Regions from separate parts of the Mus musculus genome. Here region 2 is linked to region 1. The links are chromatin loops, found by intact Hi-C in ENCODE. Cell type or tissue: left cerebral cortex. All regions are shown on one strand.

Region 1 (8,000 bases):
AACTTACCTGTTTGTAAGCTAGCATCCAATATACAAATTCAAATGGCCACGTGAATAAGGAGCTGATTTGAATCAAATCCTCTCAGAATAACTTTCAAGGAGAAAGTTGGGTATGAGAGTTCACATCAAGTATGCTAACTCATTCCTATAATCCCAGTGCTTATGAAAAATGGGTAGGAGAATTTGGGGTTCAAGCCCAGCCAACACTATATGATATCCTGTCTTAATATAGCATTAATTAACAATATTTTAATAAAACACAGGCTCTCATATTTTTGCTGCATATTATACATAGAGTGAAAAGTGTATGACAGGCTATGATTTCAGAGGTATGTGGATTTCTACTGCAACAGAAATAACTGCAAGACTCTCACTCTAGGGGGCGCACTGCTGCCCCCGTCATTCGTTGAAATACTGGGCAATATTTCAGGTATAGCCCCCGATCTTAATCCGAAGGTGGCCACCTGTCTGGTTACATGAACAGTGTATGATCTAGAATGATAGGCAGGCTTTTTTCCCCTGTCCCTCACCCCCCCCCCCCACTGGGGACACAAAGCTTTCCAGAAAGATGTTCAGTTTCATGGAAATGTCATCGTCCTCGTCATTGTTGTTGTTGTTGTTGTTGTTGTTGGGGACAGTAGGTCTTAGAATGTTTGGCCCTGATTCTATTTCCCTTATGAAATTGGGTGAGAACCCGTCATTAGAAGAGGAGAGATCACAGAGGGACAAGTCCATATCTCAAGAATTCTTTGATATCCCAATTTATTTACTGAAAGACAGTTAATTCACATCACTTCTCTTTCTCTTCTCACCCTCTTTTGTTCCCTGCTTCCCTCTTCTACCTCTTCCTTGGCTGCTCATCCTGTTGCCTTCCTAGACTTTCAGTTCCCCTGACTTACACTGGTTCCTAGGAGTCACAGTGTTGTAATGGGAAGGAGGGCTCTTTGTTATAAATAATGTGAGCAGTAAGCAGATCAACGGAACTGACGCTGAGTGGACGGTGTCAAGCCTTTTTTAGCAGTTTGGTTTTGAACACCCGGTAGAACAAGTTTGGCCCAATAAAAAAAAGCAGAATTCCTTCCCTTTTAAGAGCTCTAAAGACACTGGTTACTTTTATGCAGAGGGGTAGGGGACAGTGCTTTTTGCCCAAGTGATTCAGAGGGAAGGATCACCTGGCTGAGAAGGGAGCGTTGCCTTTTAGGTGTTTCCCGCATCGCGTCCACGTGCCTCTATGATGTGTGGAGAATGCCAGGGAGAGGCAAAGCGGGCGGGTTTTTTTCGGAAAGCTAGACCAGCCTCCCTCCTTACATAGGCTCGTCCTCTGCATTGCATCCGAGCTTCGGTGATTTGCTGTTTGGAGACTGCAGATTTGCATAGAGCCCCTTGCTTCACCAGCGTGTGTGGTTTTTCAGTTCTTTTATTTATTTTTTCTTTCTATTTTTCTTTCCTTTTCTTTCTTTCTTTTTCTTTTCTTTTTTTAAAATTTTCTCCTCTTCCGCTCTTTCATCTGCCCCTGCTTTTCCTCCGCTCGCTTTCCCCAGTTCGATCCCTGCTGTCTTCACGAGGGTGCCCACTTCCCTCTGAACCCATCGTCGGGCGTAGTGTCAGGAGGCGGCGGACTCGGAGATTGCCTCTGGAGCAGGCGATGCGCGCCGCTGCTCTGCGCGCTGCCCGGGTGAGGCTGGCGGGAGCTGGAGAGCTGGCCAGGGCTGAATGGAGGGACAGGGTGCCTTGCGTCCATGGGGTCTGCTTCTTTCCTGAAAGGAGGCTGGACCGGCGAAGTGGTCTCCCAGTTCCCCGCGCACAATGCTAAATGGATTTACCTAGTGGATTCCCGGTGGATGGCTGTCATGTAGAAGTGAAGACCCTCCGGGAGGAGCTTTAAACAATTTCCAGGCTCCCCAACCCCGGCACACACTCTCGCCCGAAACTCTTGGGGAGTATCTCTGGAGAACCTGGAGCCCTGCAAACCTGGAAGCAGCCACCCTTTCTGCGCTTGCTGTTCTTCGGGTCTGCTTTTCCGGACAAGTCCTCCGGCCAGCTACATTCACCTCGGCTATGTTTCGGATTGTTTGGGGTACTGTTGTAGGGCACTGCAGACTCCAGGACCCTGAGAAGACTGTCCGAAGGAGGGAGAGGATGGCTGCCCTGGCGCGGTAAGGCGGCCAATCCAGCAGCCAACCGCGAGCCGCCCGATCCCCGGCTTCCTCTTCTCTTCTTGTGCCCCAAACTTTGCCTCCCGCGGCGGCTGCCCCTTGGCGGGCGCCCCGCCATGTACCAGAGGATGCTTCGGTGCGGCGCCGATCTGGGATCGCCCGGGGGCGGCAGTGGCGGCGGCGCAGGGGGGCGCCTGGCCCTGATCTGGATAGTCCCGCTCACCCTCAGCGGCCTCCTAGGAGTGGCCTGGGGGGCATCCAGTTTGGGAGCGCACCACATCCACCATTTCCATGGCAGCAGCAAGCATCATTCAGTGCCTATTGCAATCTACAGGTCACCAGCATCCTTGCGAGGCGGACACGGTGGGTCTGCAATGCCAAGTTCTTGCGGGTTATCCTCTTGCTTCCCCTCTTCAACCCTGCACTTGATCGCGGCGTCTCGGCCCTTAAGGCTCTAAGATGTGGGAGCCAGAGAAAAGGGAGGTGCATTTAGGTGTGCTTGTTGGGAGCCACTTATCTCTTTGAAGACAATAGAAAGGGATGGGTGAAGGCAGCGCGGGTGTTTGTGGTGAGGGGTGGGAGGGGCGTGCCTTGCCGAGGTGCCGGGAGATGTGGGCATCTAATACAGGACCAGCCTGGGCAGGGAGCCTGGCCCCGCTGAAAGGGGGTGTCTCTCGCCAGAAGGTCACTCAGTGGCCAGATGGGGCGCCGCGCTCCACAGAGGTAACTGAGGGAGAGAGATGAGGGCTCTGCAGAACCTTTTGTCTGTGCAGCGCTGCCCCACCTCCAGACCATCTTTCCTGGCCCGAGCAGTGAGCATTCGAACCTGTGCATCTCTCCAAAGCGCTGCTTCCAGACTGCAGTGCCAGGAAAGAGGTCCCGGGACTAGGCACCCACTCAACAGGAGGCCATTCCCTCTTACCCCACGTGTGTCTTACTTGGATAAGGCAGCAGTACAGTGAGCTACCTACCCTCTCTGATCTTCGTCAGTCCCTACTGGACACAGAGCTCCTCCTGGAAACCATCCTTTCTCCACCACACACACACACACACACACACACACACACACACACACACACACACACACACACACACACACGGCCGAATTATTCTCTAGATGCAATGGGAGTGGTCTGAGACTTCACAGACCCCCATCTCCCTGAAGATTGGTCTCCTGAACACCGCCAGTCTAGCTCCCTCCTCTGTGCAATTCTTTCCATGGAGTGCAGGCTTCCTGGACTAAGCCAGGAGTTCTGCCTGGAAGAAGAGAAATTTCAGGAAAAGGGACCTATTTTCCAGTTTGTTAGGGAAGATCTGAGTGTAGAGAAATGCCTTGTGAGCCAGTATCCTCTTATGTTTAGATGAAAGCTATATCAGATTCACCGAATTGCCAAAAATAAAATAACAAAATCAGCCAGGTTTCCCGCCCCCCCCCCCTTTCTCAGTGCCTGTGAGGCTTTTTTCTTTGTCTCTTCTGAGTGTAAGACCTACTCATTTACCCAGCAGGCTGGACGCTGTGATCACTTTCTTTGGCTGTTCTTCCATTTCTTTCTTGCAGTCAATTCACCTTTGAGACTCTGCTCCTTGGATCCTCTACTCCCTCTCATGTATTTCCCCTCCCAGGGGCAACTGTTAGTACTATGATGTCGGGCCCTTCTCCTGGGATAGACTTCCTACCTCGGGACTCCTGTGGGCTAGGCATGAAAAGCTACAGCATGATCTAATGAACAGAGACAGGTCACCCTGGCAACCCCTCACTGGGAGTGGAATAGTGACACACTTTACATTGGCTCCAAATAATTGATTGTTTACCTCACCTGGTTCTTGAAGGAATTCCTTTAGAGACACCTAGTAAAACCCGAACCAGGGCTTTCTATAATATCAGAGGGCAGATCCCTGGGAAACCATAGAGTTCCAGGTGCTCTTCCCTCTGACTCCCTAGATTCTGGGGAGCATACTGCTACCTTACCTGAGTGTAGCCCTCAACCACTGCTCTGCCTTTGTGCAGAATTATACCACTCCTGTGGGAGGAAGGAGAGCCAGGGCACAGGAGGGCCAGACAGAGCGTGGGTGGGTGGGAGTGGTGTACCAGATGGGGGTATGTGAGGGTGTGGGATGGCTAATTGTAGCAGTGGGGCGCTATGAGCTAATTATCTCATATGCACATAAGTTTCTTGTGGGTCTGACTCTGCAGAGTGACCCAGTGGTAAGGTCTGAGAATGTGGACAGGGCTTGTGGAGGTGACAGGACAAAAAGGGCCCCTGTAGCAATTTGACACTCCTTTACAAATGTAGCTTCTACCCCAGGCAGATGCCCTCTGCTGGTCTTTGGTAACATTTATTTCCCTCCAGAATAGACTGATTGTCTGTATGTGAATGAAAAATCAGGCTCATCTATCATTGAAAAGGAGAAATCAAGATGGGCAGGTAGAGACAGTGAATGGGCCACAGTAGGCATTATTCTTTAGGGTCAGAGAACTTTCTTTCTTTCAGAGAATGCTATTTATGTGGCCACATTTGTTTGTAAAACCTCCCTCCATTCCTACATACTCACCAGTCAGAATTTAAGGTCCTAAATAAAATACAGGTGTGAAGTTTTCACATGTCTCCCCTCCCTTCTCTAGAAAAGAGACAATTCTATAGAGAGCAAGCTAAGAACATTAGGCTGAAAAAATCGGTGTCTGAGGGTGGTGCACTCCGAAACCAGGGTGTGCAAGGAGAGCAGAGGGCCCCAGAGCAGGGCTCGTAGGGTGGGAGCTTGAGAGAAACCTAATAGAAAGAGGTGAAGTCGAATTTGTTGGGTCAATAAGCTTGATGAATATTTAGCTAATTATTAGGACAAAGGGCTCACAAGGAAAGAATTGCTGAGCCTAATGGATGAGAGAGAAAGCAAAGCAAAAAGGTAAATGACAGTGTGATGAATTCCTACTAGGAAATGAAGGCAAGTTAAAAAGGAGGCTTCATTTAAAATCTGTGACTCTTGCAAATGTGCATGTGTGGATAAATACATGAGCCTGTTTGGTTGTCTTAGAGTTTCCGAGAAGCATAAGACTGTTTGTTTTTTAATAAGGAGTACGTACATATATGTTAAGTGTATGTAAGGAAAGGAAAGCTTGGGTAGCATATTCTAAGGGAGAAAATTTAGTCTCTTATGTTTTAGAAACTGCTGGATCCAGGTTCATTCTTCTTCATGTTTTTTCATGCTATGCTTCATTTGCACTATTATGAGGTGTCACTTACAAGGTTTGCGGGTGCAGAGGGAGCTCATGTCTACCACACATGTCTTTGTGTAAGCTGACCCAATTGCAAAGATTGTGGTGAGGATTTTCTTAAGTGCATATATATGAGAAGCAGATTTGGAGACAGTTTCTGCCTCTCCCCTCCCCAATTTTGTATGAATTTAAAAACATAGATGGTGAAACAACTTCTGTATAAATTTTTTTTTTTTTAGTTAAGTCAGTGGAGAACTATGTAACTGTAAATGATAAGAAGCAAGGCTGCTTATAATTAAAGCCAACTGGAGTCCAGAATAGACCCGTGTGCTCAGCCAGTACTGCTTTTGTGCTGTGCCATATGTGTGGAGCAGAGAATGATGTCAGTGCTATGCTCAGGTTCCCTGCTCAGCTCCCAGCATTCCTAAGCACCAATGTTCTGCATACTTTAGAAAATTAGCTTAAAGCCTCTCAATATTTTCAGAAGATACAGAAAGGAGAAAACATTCACAGATCTTAGCAACTAAAGTCAGTTCATCTCTTCCCGCAAATATGAACTCTGGAAATTATATTACTGTGATGAGCTTATACTATTAAAGAGCAAAATGGTTTCTTCAAGGGGAGAAGTGAACGAATTTTAAAGCTAGGTTTGTGTTTAAGGGAACTCAATGACATTAAATAAAGATAAAATTCATAGCTGGAATTTGTAACATATTCTTCCAAAGTACTTTCAAGGCATATGACAAAGTTCTAAAGGGAGCTTAAATATCTTTTGTGTGTGTGTGTGTGTGTGTGTGTGTGTGTGTGTGTGCGAGGCTACTGAGACATGTCGTGTCAAAGATGGGCCAAGAAATAGAGCCAATCTCTGATCAGAGTGAAAAAGAGATTACAGTCAGAGATTTGTGACCCCATAGCCCAAAGTGATTGTATGATCTCAGAGGTAGAGAGTGTTCTCCATGTGGCTTCATGGGGTCTTTTGGAGTAGAATTCATTATGAATAATCCAGCCACCAGTTTTGTGTCTAGTCTATCTTAACACCTCTGTGTGCTGCATGTAGACACACTCAGTTGGTGCCCCACTGGTGTCATCAATAACTCTGTTGTGGACTGTAACATGCTTGTTGATAGAAACTTTCTGACTTATTTTCGATCACAACCAAGAGAATTGATTAGCAAATCTTCACTATGTTCTGCCTGGGTGAAGATCGCTCTGGTTATTGATTACTATAGGTGACTGGAGACATTTAACTCTGAATGTTTGGAACAGGTTTTGTTACTCCACACTTGGGCTGTTGACATTGTAAGCAAAGACATCACTGATATGTTCTGAAGAAGATGGTCAGTGAATAGTGTTGAAACACATTTTTGAAACATTTATGTTCTAAATAATCCTGACAGCCTAGAGAAATTTTGAGTTTGTCCCAAAAGAGTAATATATTTATGCTTTAGATTGTTTACCTATTTGCTGAGTACATATGCCATAAATGAAAAAGTATCTATGTTTGTTTGTGTACCAGGTACCATTAAGGGCTACAGTGTAAGGGAATATATGGGGGGGGAGGGGCCAGCTAGGAGGAGCCAGAGCACTTAAAGTCCAATCATCATGTTTATACCTTAGCTCTAAAAGTCCATACTTTCAGAAAATATCAATCTTTAGAAAAATAAATATAATTTCTCTTAGAAAACAGGTAATCTCCAAACACAATGATAAACAAAATCCTACAAAGTTTATCCATATGTAGTAGTCATCTGGACTACACCATAAAATGGTCAAATAAAAGTATGAAACTGAATTTTATCACCACTATCTTCTATTGCCTTAAATATTAATATTCCAGGAAGATTTCTTTGCACAATTCCCCTTTGTCAAGTTGATGCTTTTATTTCTTGTAGCATAAACACAAGTTTTATTTTTCAGATACACACTGGACTTGTTTTATAGGCGTACTTAAGATGGAAGATTCATTGGTTGAAATGAACACTGATGTGAGATAGGCAGCTCAGTCTGGTGGTGATAATCCTCAGAACGAGATTCGTGGGGAAATTTAGCCATTGCCACTTACAGGAATCGTATAAATTTACAAAGCTGTTTTTTGTTAACTTATGAAATGAAAATACAATAAATTACAACACCAGGAACAACAAATAAGATCACGAACTTTATCCTATGCAAACTCTAGAAGATTATACTATTTCACAATTAAGAGCCTAGTAAATAGTCGCTGTGCATAAAGGCAATCAACTGACTGAGTTCTAGGCCTGAGCCTGCCAGGTATGAACTGAATGACCTCTGGAATTGACTATTTCTTTAAACGTTAGCCTCTTTCAACTCTAAGGTCGGATGAGAACATCACTTCTCACTTAACATTGTGACAACAGAGATCTAAGTAGCTTGAGTGGACCAGATCGACAGGGTCATGCAAATAGGGAAAATGGAGGTTGAATCCATGTCTTTCAATGCATCTTCCTCCATGTCAAATATGTTTCCTTGAAGCTCTTGGGAGGTCATGGGCAGACCTGGTCTAGTTCATTTACACTTTTACCTGTTTAGTTGATCATCAGAGCTTTAAGCTTAGGTGTTTAACTAAGATTAGGCATATCTCTCAGAATGGATTACATCATTTCTTGTATAGA
Region 2 (8,000 bases), 370 kb after region 1:
CTCTCCTCAGTAAGCCTCCCCTGCAGCAGGCTAACAACTCCTGCTATTTAAAAGAAATGGAGAAAATGACAAACAGTTAATAATTCCATGGATGTCTCGAGCTTCTTTAGCTGGTTAAGTGCAGGATGAGTCCAAACAAGTGTGCAGAGAAGGGATTCTATGACATGTTCCTACCACACTCTATGACATATTCCTACCACACTCTATGAGATATTCCTACCACACTCTATGACATATTCCTACCACACTCTATGACATATTCCTACCACACTCTATGACATATTCCTACCACACTCTATGACATATTCCTACCACACTCTATGACATGTTCCCTACCATACTCTATGACATGTTCCCTACCACACTCTGTGACATATTCCTACCACACTCTATGACATATTCCTACCACACTCTATGACATATTCCTACCTCTGTGATGTAATTATGTGATTATTACTGTACATTTCCACGTGCTTATCCACTATTCTGTTTCATCTGGAGTGACATGGATAAACAGGAATAACTCTTCTAGAACTCTATCCTAAAATTCAATGTTTTTTTTTTTTCCAACATCTTTGTTTTTTGCAGGGGAGGGTTTTGAGACAGGGTTTCTCTGTGCAGTCCTGGCTGTCCTGGAACTCACTTTGTAGACCAGGCTGCCCTCCAACTCAGAAATTTACCTGCCTCTGCCTCCCAAGTGCTGGGATTAAAGGCATGCGGCACCACCGCCCAGCTTCCAACATCTTTTTTGATCTTCAGATAAAGCAGAAATTTTAATAGCAAAAAGCTTCCAATATTTTCTTTCTGTTTCTCCAAAACCATAATGTAGTTTTTCACAAATACTTCATTACTTCAAATATCCTTAGTTTAAATTATAAAAAAGCATAACAATGGTGGGAGTATTGAATAATATTTTAAGCAAAGCAGAAGAGTTCAGCTTCCCAAAGGAATCAGTCATAATATCTCAGTCCCTTCTCTCTGCTATTATTGCTCTTTCAAAGACATTATATTGGGGAAGCACCATGGCTTAGTTAATTTCATCAATCCCTGCAAATCCTTTTTCCATGCAGCCAAAGACAAATATCCAAGACTACAAGTATAGATTAGTGGTACATCATTTGCCGCACATGCATAAAAGCTTCAGTTTGATTCCTAGCACTGGGAGAAAAAGCAGCCAGTCTTGTAGTCAAACACTGGAAGAATTATGAAAAGTATATAGTAAATGTAAGTATAGAATATAGATGTGTGTATAGAATATAGATGTACATGTAAGTATAGAATATAGAATATAGTATAGATCACACATATATGATAAAGTGTGTATTCTTTTAAAGCAAAGCACCTTTTATTACTCAGTAAAACTCATTTATTCTCAGCTCAAGGTTTTGCTAGAAAATCTATTTTTTAATTTGTACTTACAATTGCATAATAATTGCTTCAAAACACCATCCTCGCTCTTCCATGTGTGAGCTAGCTATATACGCAAGAACATGTGCTTTTACATTCACCCTACATGGTGGTGTTTCCACTTACAGAGTTTCCTCCAGTAACACAACATTTGACTGGATGGCTTTTCCACTAGGTTTGTGGTGATAACACACTTATCTTCAGCGTTCCATGTAGTTTTATGAGTTATGTGTCTATGTAAAGCATTGCTAAATGTGTCGCCACTAAAAAAGCTAGTGGCTAAGGATATATGTAACAAATCAGAAGCTTGGTCAGGGAATAACTATATAGGCCTAGGAACTGCCTTATCTTTATTATGAAATTATAGCTAGAATACATCAGCAATTGCTAAGGTGGATTTTATACATCTGCTAGTTATGATATGTAAACATGCCTATTGGTTGAGTAACCTCTACCAAACCCTGCTGAATATCATCAGTGACTGTCCAGAAAGTAAGGTACATTGTATCTTACAAGTTCACTTATCAGTCAGGATACATACTCACACACCAGAAGAGTACTAAAGGTTGGACTGCCTTCTTTTGAGTTATCACCTAATGGGCACATGTCTTCTGGTTGCCTGTCAGTGCCTTTGCTTATATAAAGAGTTCAGTACAGGCTAAAGAGAAACAAGGAGATGTTATTCGAAAAAATGAAAAACAATGCAAGATCAGATAAAATCAGTTTGCTATCTGTGCATTCGTACCATCCCAGCCTCTAAAGTAGTGTGAAAACTTAAGAAATAAAAGATTAATAAACAGGTGTTTCAGGGCACCTGTCTATAATAACCAAGGCCCTGGGATCAATGCTCAGAAGCAGCATCAGAAAGGAAAGGAGAAGGAGGAGGAATTATCACTGGAAATAGTCATTTTTTAAAATAGTCAGATTAGGTCCAAGTATAAATATTTTGAGCCAGAAGATAAACAAAGTACGCAGGTAAGTAGTCCATCATGTTTTCAGTGTGGGTGATTGTGTTTTGGTCTCAGTTTAGGTTTCATCAGAGGAAGGTAAAATGAATATAATAAACATGGGAAGAACGCAGGTCTCTAGGCATGAGGGGAAAATTTTGAAAAGTAAGAAGAGTAGCACAAACGGCTTACTCATGTTATGGAATTGTTAATGTTATTATTATTTCCTCAATGACTATTTCTGTTTAGAAACAGAAAACGATTGTGAGGCATTACATTGCACAATTCATTTCAACTTTATTGTGGTATACAATACTAAACTCAACGGTATTACAAAATTACAAATTAGAGATAAATAAGCTTGAGGTGTTGTTTAAAGACATCCATGGCAGTAAAGTTTGCCTAGATCCCCGACTTTCTCACTTATGCATACTGAGTATGATAGTGATCCCAATTTTTGCTAGTTACTTTCTACTGCTGATAAAAAGAACAACCACATACAACTTTGGGAGGCAGGCCTTATTTAGCTTATGCAATCACAGTCCATCCCTGAGGGAAGCCCAGACAGGAACTCAAGCAGGGTAGGAACCTGGAAGCAGGTACCAAATCGCAGATATGGAAGAGTGCAGTTCACTGGCTTGTCCTATAGCTTACTTTAACTGCCTCCTTCTATAATTCAAGACCACCTGCCCACAGTGTCAGAGGCCTCCCTCCCACAGGACGAGTTTGATGAAAGGGTTTTTCTCAATCGAGCACTCCTTTCACAGATGATAGTAGCTCTTGTCAAGTTTTCATAAACTGACTAATTTACTTTATATACAAGTCCCCTGGGTTCAGTAACAAAATAAATATTGGCTTGAGCTTATCTGCCTCTACCTAACAAGTTCAGGAACATGGTATCTAGTCTTGCACTTTGTGGAAAGAGATATGAGTGAATATATGGATATTTAGAGTGATGAGACTGAGAAAACTAGGCACTTGATTGACATAGGACTCTAAAATGCAAAGATATTTTGAAAATATGCCATTCAAACAAGAATAATCTGTTTTATGCATATAAATATAAAATCATGGATTTATATTTTAATGGCTGCAGCTGTTCCATTTCCTTGCCCTTTTGAATGTATCTGAGCCTTAAAAAATAATAACTCGTACAAAATACCACAACAGATGAGCATTGTGGCACATGCCTTTAATCCCCACACTCAGGAGGCAGATGGATCTCTAAGTGTGAGGCTAGCGTGGGCTATAGAGAAAGTTCCAGTTCAAGTAGGGCTATACAGAGAGACTCTGTCTCTAAATAATAAGTAAATAAAGTAATTAAAACCGCCACTGTTCACCAAATTGCATGTAATATCTAGTCTTAATTAGATAAATGTATGTCCTTTACCGCTTTAATATAAAGACACATATGGTAACTAGACCAGCTTTAGATTATAAAAAGCATCCTAAATTCTTTAAATACAATTCTCCCTCCTTTCCTCTTTCACAAGTGTAAACATCCAATATAACCACCCCACACTTGCCAGTACTGCTTTATAGTAAAAGATGGTTGGGTTTGTTTGTTTGTTTGTTTGTTTGGTTGGTTTTTTTTTTTTTGAAACAATTCCTTTGTTCTACTTTTTCCTAAATGTCATGAGACTACTCTGGGAGATTTCAGGGTGACAGTAATATGATTTCCAACATTAATTGATAGAAACTGCCTCTTAATGCTACTCAGAATTCCATTAGGTAACATGGAATGCAAAGTTCCAGGAGTAAGTGTAATTAGCCGGGAAGCAGACCGTTCTTCTGTTCTAAAAGTTGATTTTTATTCTTGATTTGATCTTGGCATCTTTTTCTCTCTTTGTTATCCTAACAAAGGTTCATCTAAGTCACTCTCAGCTCTCTGCTCTCAGTCTCAAATCTTCCCTTACAGTCACTTCAGATTCACCTGAAATCCCCCAGTTCCCAGTGGGGATTGGTTATCTGTGGCAGAGTACCCAAATTTTAAACAGTTTTTAATATTGGTTTATGCACTAGAGTACACCAGTAAGGTTCTTCAGCAACTAAAGATCACCTGCCACAGTTTTGGGTGCTGGGTTTCCTCCTTTGTAAAGGGAAATATAAATAGCTTTAATCTTTAAAACATTATGCTTTTAGAGCGTGGGTAAATGTGAATGTCTTTTAAGAAAGGCATTCTTTTTTTAAAATGTTATTAGTAGGTATTTTCCTCATTTACACTTCCAATGTTATCCCCAAAGTCCCCCATACCACCACCACCCCCCCATTCTTAAATGGTCTGGGTAGCCTGGGTTGATTTTCATGTTCTTAAACCACCTTACCTAGATTTGCATGCTGTATTTTTCTGACTGGGTTTTTGTTGGTTTTGTTTCAATTCATTCAGCCATGGCCTGAATTAGAGGCACGGCTGGTTTTTCCATGTTCACAATGAGGTGACACGGGCCCATTAGCGTTCTGCCTGTGAGCTACTAGGTTTCAGAGAACTGTTGATGTGGAATCCTAGAAACACACAAAGGAAGAAGCAACACAGGAAGCAACGACTCAGCCAAGGCGGGGAACATGCAGTATGTGTCCAGAAAAGCAGGTTTTTTTTATGGAAACAAAGGAATATGTTTCTGCGCTGCCTGTGCCCTTTGTCTCCCTGAACTTTTACTTTGATATGAAGTCATGAAGTTATTTCAAATCTGTTTTTCAGAAGCCAAAATAGCTAAATTATTCATTATAAGTGAAAATATTTACTCCCTTGTATCAAGAACTCTGATTTCTTTTTCTGATGCCCCTAATAAGAGCTTGTGGTATAAAAGCAGAGGCTGAATATACTAAATAGGCACCCAGGTGAGGCTGGACCTGCTCCTTGGAGGTTTTGCTCTTGTGTCCATAAATGTTTTATAACTGTGCCATACGCACTAAAGTACTTCATTCCCAGGGAAACTGCACATGGTTCTCTGAACAGTGAGGCTCATAGTGGCTTCTAATGAAAGGAGGTGGAAAATGGCCACAGGAGAGATAGCACAGTGTGAGGAGCTGTCCTGCTGCTGAGAGAGATTTATGGGAGACAGACTTTAAAAGCGCCGAATGAGGTACTCAGGGAACAAGACCTTGTAAGCATTTTTCTATAAATGCTCATGACAGAAAGTGGGTCTGTACTGATAACAAAGGGTCAGGTTTGCAAGGAAAATATTTTTATGGATGTTCCCAGTTTGTACATGAGAACTGACACAGTTTGCAACGTGTCTATGGCCACTAGACTTCCTTAGCAGGAAAGTAATTGTAGTTTTTGTTGTTGTCAGTGTTGTTTGTTTTTTGTTTTGTATTTTCTCAGATGCATAGGCATAAATTGGAGACTTTGACATTAATAATTATAAACTTGTTAAGATATAGAAGATGTAGTAATTATATCTTTCAGGCCGTTTTTTTTTTTTTTTTTTTTTTTTAATTTGTTGTCCAAAACTAAACTGAAACTATTTACTCCCTATGGAGATTCAATGGATAATTCAGGGAAGTAGCAATTTGACATATAAATTGATACATACAGTAGCGTTTTAGCTTTTAAGCTAATCTTATAATGATAGATTTGACTTCCAAACCAGTTAACTTGAAATATTTCAGTTTAAAATATAAGAAGTCTGGTTGTTCCTCACTGAGGAGAGAGGGACATTAGGAGATGTGGGGACCAAATCCTGCTATCCAGCTCTTTTTACTGGGGTCACAGTGAATAATGAGTGTGACCAAATCCATTTCAAAACATCTGAGTCATGTCACCAATTTTTGACTCTTGACCAATTACATATGATACATTTTTTGCTTCTATTAGGAATAATTCCTCCCACCACTTTTATTCTGCTGTAATTGATGGCATTAGCTCTAGAAAAGGGATGGTAGGCTGAGAATATTTCATTGTAAGATGCACCATTCTTAGCTACAGTGAAGCGAATTATGCACTGCCTCTAGTGCCTTATTTGCGGGAAGCTGTATAAGAAAGCAGAAATCCTGGGCCAAACAGTTTTCTCTTTTACTAAGCTGTGGTGTTTAACTGAGGTAAAGTCTTTGTTAGTATCAAAACTAAATTTTGAAGATTCATGTTAGTTAAGTAGTTCCAGAGCTAGCTTGACCTGCATTGTTTTCCTTGTACATATTACAGTACTGATTTTCTCTTATACACTGTTCTAGAACTTAAAGTCAAAATTTAGCTCGCATCTCATTGGGTGAAATACTAATTCTACTCCCCTAATTCTGAAAACGTTCTAATATCGGCTCACTGATAAGGTAGACCAGGATACCCTGCTGCCATCCAAACAACACACAGATACTTCCCAACACACAGACACTCCCTTCCCCCTACAAGTCCCCAACCTTCTGCAATTAAGGCTTATCATCTCTGCTTGCTTGGTCTTGCTTTTTTCAGATGTCAGCTAGTGACATCTCTTTTTTTTTCTGTCCCATCCCTGCCATTAAGGAATCAAATTATGAACTAGTTACAAAGTTGCTAACTCACCAGCTCTTATTTTAGACTTAACGATGGAGGTCAGAAGACTCCACTGAATTCTGTGACATTGAAAGAAAACATATTGATAACATCATAATTATTAGCTGAGTCAGATTCTAAGGAATGTTAAGATTACAGAGTCAAATTACATGATATAACAAAAGCCAGAGGCTAGAAGTCAGAAATAAAGCCTGGGAAGTTAATTTTGACAGTTCTGTAATGGTTTTTTTCTGTAATGGTTTTTTTCTGTAATGGTTTTTGTTCCTTTTTTTCAGTTTTATTTCATTTGCTATATTCCAATTTTTCTTTCAAATCAAGTATACAATTTTGTTGTTAATTTTTTTCTCCTGTCTTTTATGCCTTAATCTTATTTATATAGTGGATACATTAGGGAAACAGGGCTTTAAAATGGTACCATTAGCAATAATATGTCCTGTGACAATATCTATACCTCAAGTCAGGGTCAAATACTCAAAACTATAAGGACAATAAACCAATGATTACTTCAAATAGCATGTGGTTTAGACTCAATGAATTCACTCCTTTAGCTTTAGTCTCTCTGTGTCATCTCAACCCTCACTGTTACCAAGTCACTCCACGGTAAAGAAGATTATTTCTTCATGAGATAATTACAGATTAACAGAAAGTTGTAAAAGAAATCACAAGAAGATGACTGCTGAAGACACTGTCCGTGTGTTGGGCAGTTTTATTTGGTGGAATATATCTATCTACAGATGAGGAAAGACTCTAGACTTTATTTGTCTAGACTGAAATTTCAGACCTATACTGGTACCAGAAGACTCAATCCTGACTGGGACAGTTTAGTTTACTGAACCAACTCCGCCTGTTTTGTGAATTAACATTGTGCACATCTGTAGTCCAGTATCAAAGCGGATTACTACTGCTGTTCATTAGAGAGCTTGTTCAGACTCTGACAGAATTAACTTGTTTCTATGTGCATATTATATATGCATGCAATTATCAATATGTATAGCTTCTCAGAACAAACGTCAACATCAGTATTTTACTATAGCATTCACCCGAGGCTCCTTTGCCTTGCCCTTCTTTGCTGCATTTTAGAATCCTGAGGAGTCACCTACTTCTCTGTATAGGGCATCAGTATAGAGAGAGATTCGTTCCAGTTCAATGAGGACAAC

Evidence for each region. A loop is a pair of places that touch in the nucleus more often than their neighbours do. Peaks named below come from ENCODE experiments on the same cell type or tissue, not always from the same donor. Only the 100,000 strongest peaks of a DNase experiment are listed, where the experiment ranks them.
Region 2: it touches region 1 in a loop (2.4-fold over the local background); 3 of 42 quality-filtered maps call a loop at or near these places.

The regions. Positions count from the first base shown.
Region 1 is chr17:90,449,325-90,457,324 of GRCm38, reverse strand. All of the region lies in intron 17 of Nrxn1 (neurexin I), which reads left to right. Among named protein-coding and RNA genes, the nearest start is that of Gm32337, 8.6 kb to the left of the region's middle. In left cerebral cortex, CTCF peaks have their summits at 372, 2,857 and 4,477 (motif pointing left); DNase peaks (open chromatin) are centred at 4,429, 5,459, 5,723, 6,329 and 6 more places; H3K4me3 peaks cover 5,741 bases; H3K27ac peaks cover 5,144 bases.
Region 2 is chr17:90,076,043-90,084,042 of GRCm38, reverse strand. All of the region lies in intron 21 of Nrxn1 (neurexin I), which reads left to right. Among named protein-coding and RNA genes, the nearest start is that of Gm41653, 100 kb to the right of the region's middle. In left cerebral cortex, no CTCF peak of the experiment used is centred here; DNase peaks (open chromatin) are centred at 3,562, 4,848 and 5,338; H3K27ac peaks cover 1,087 bases.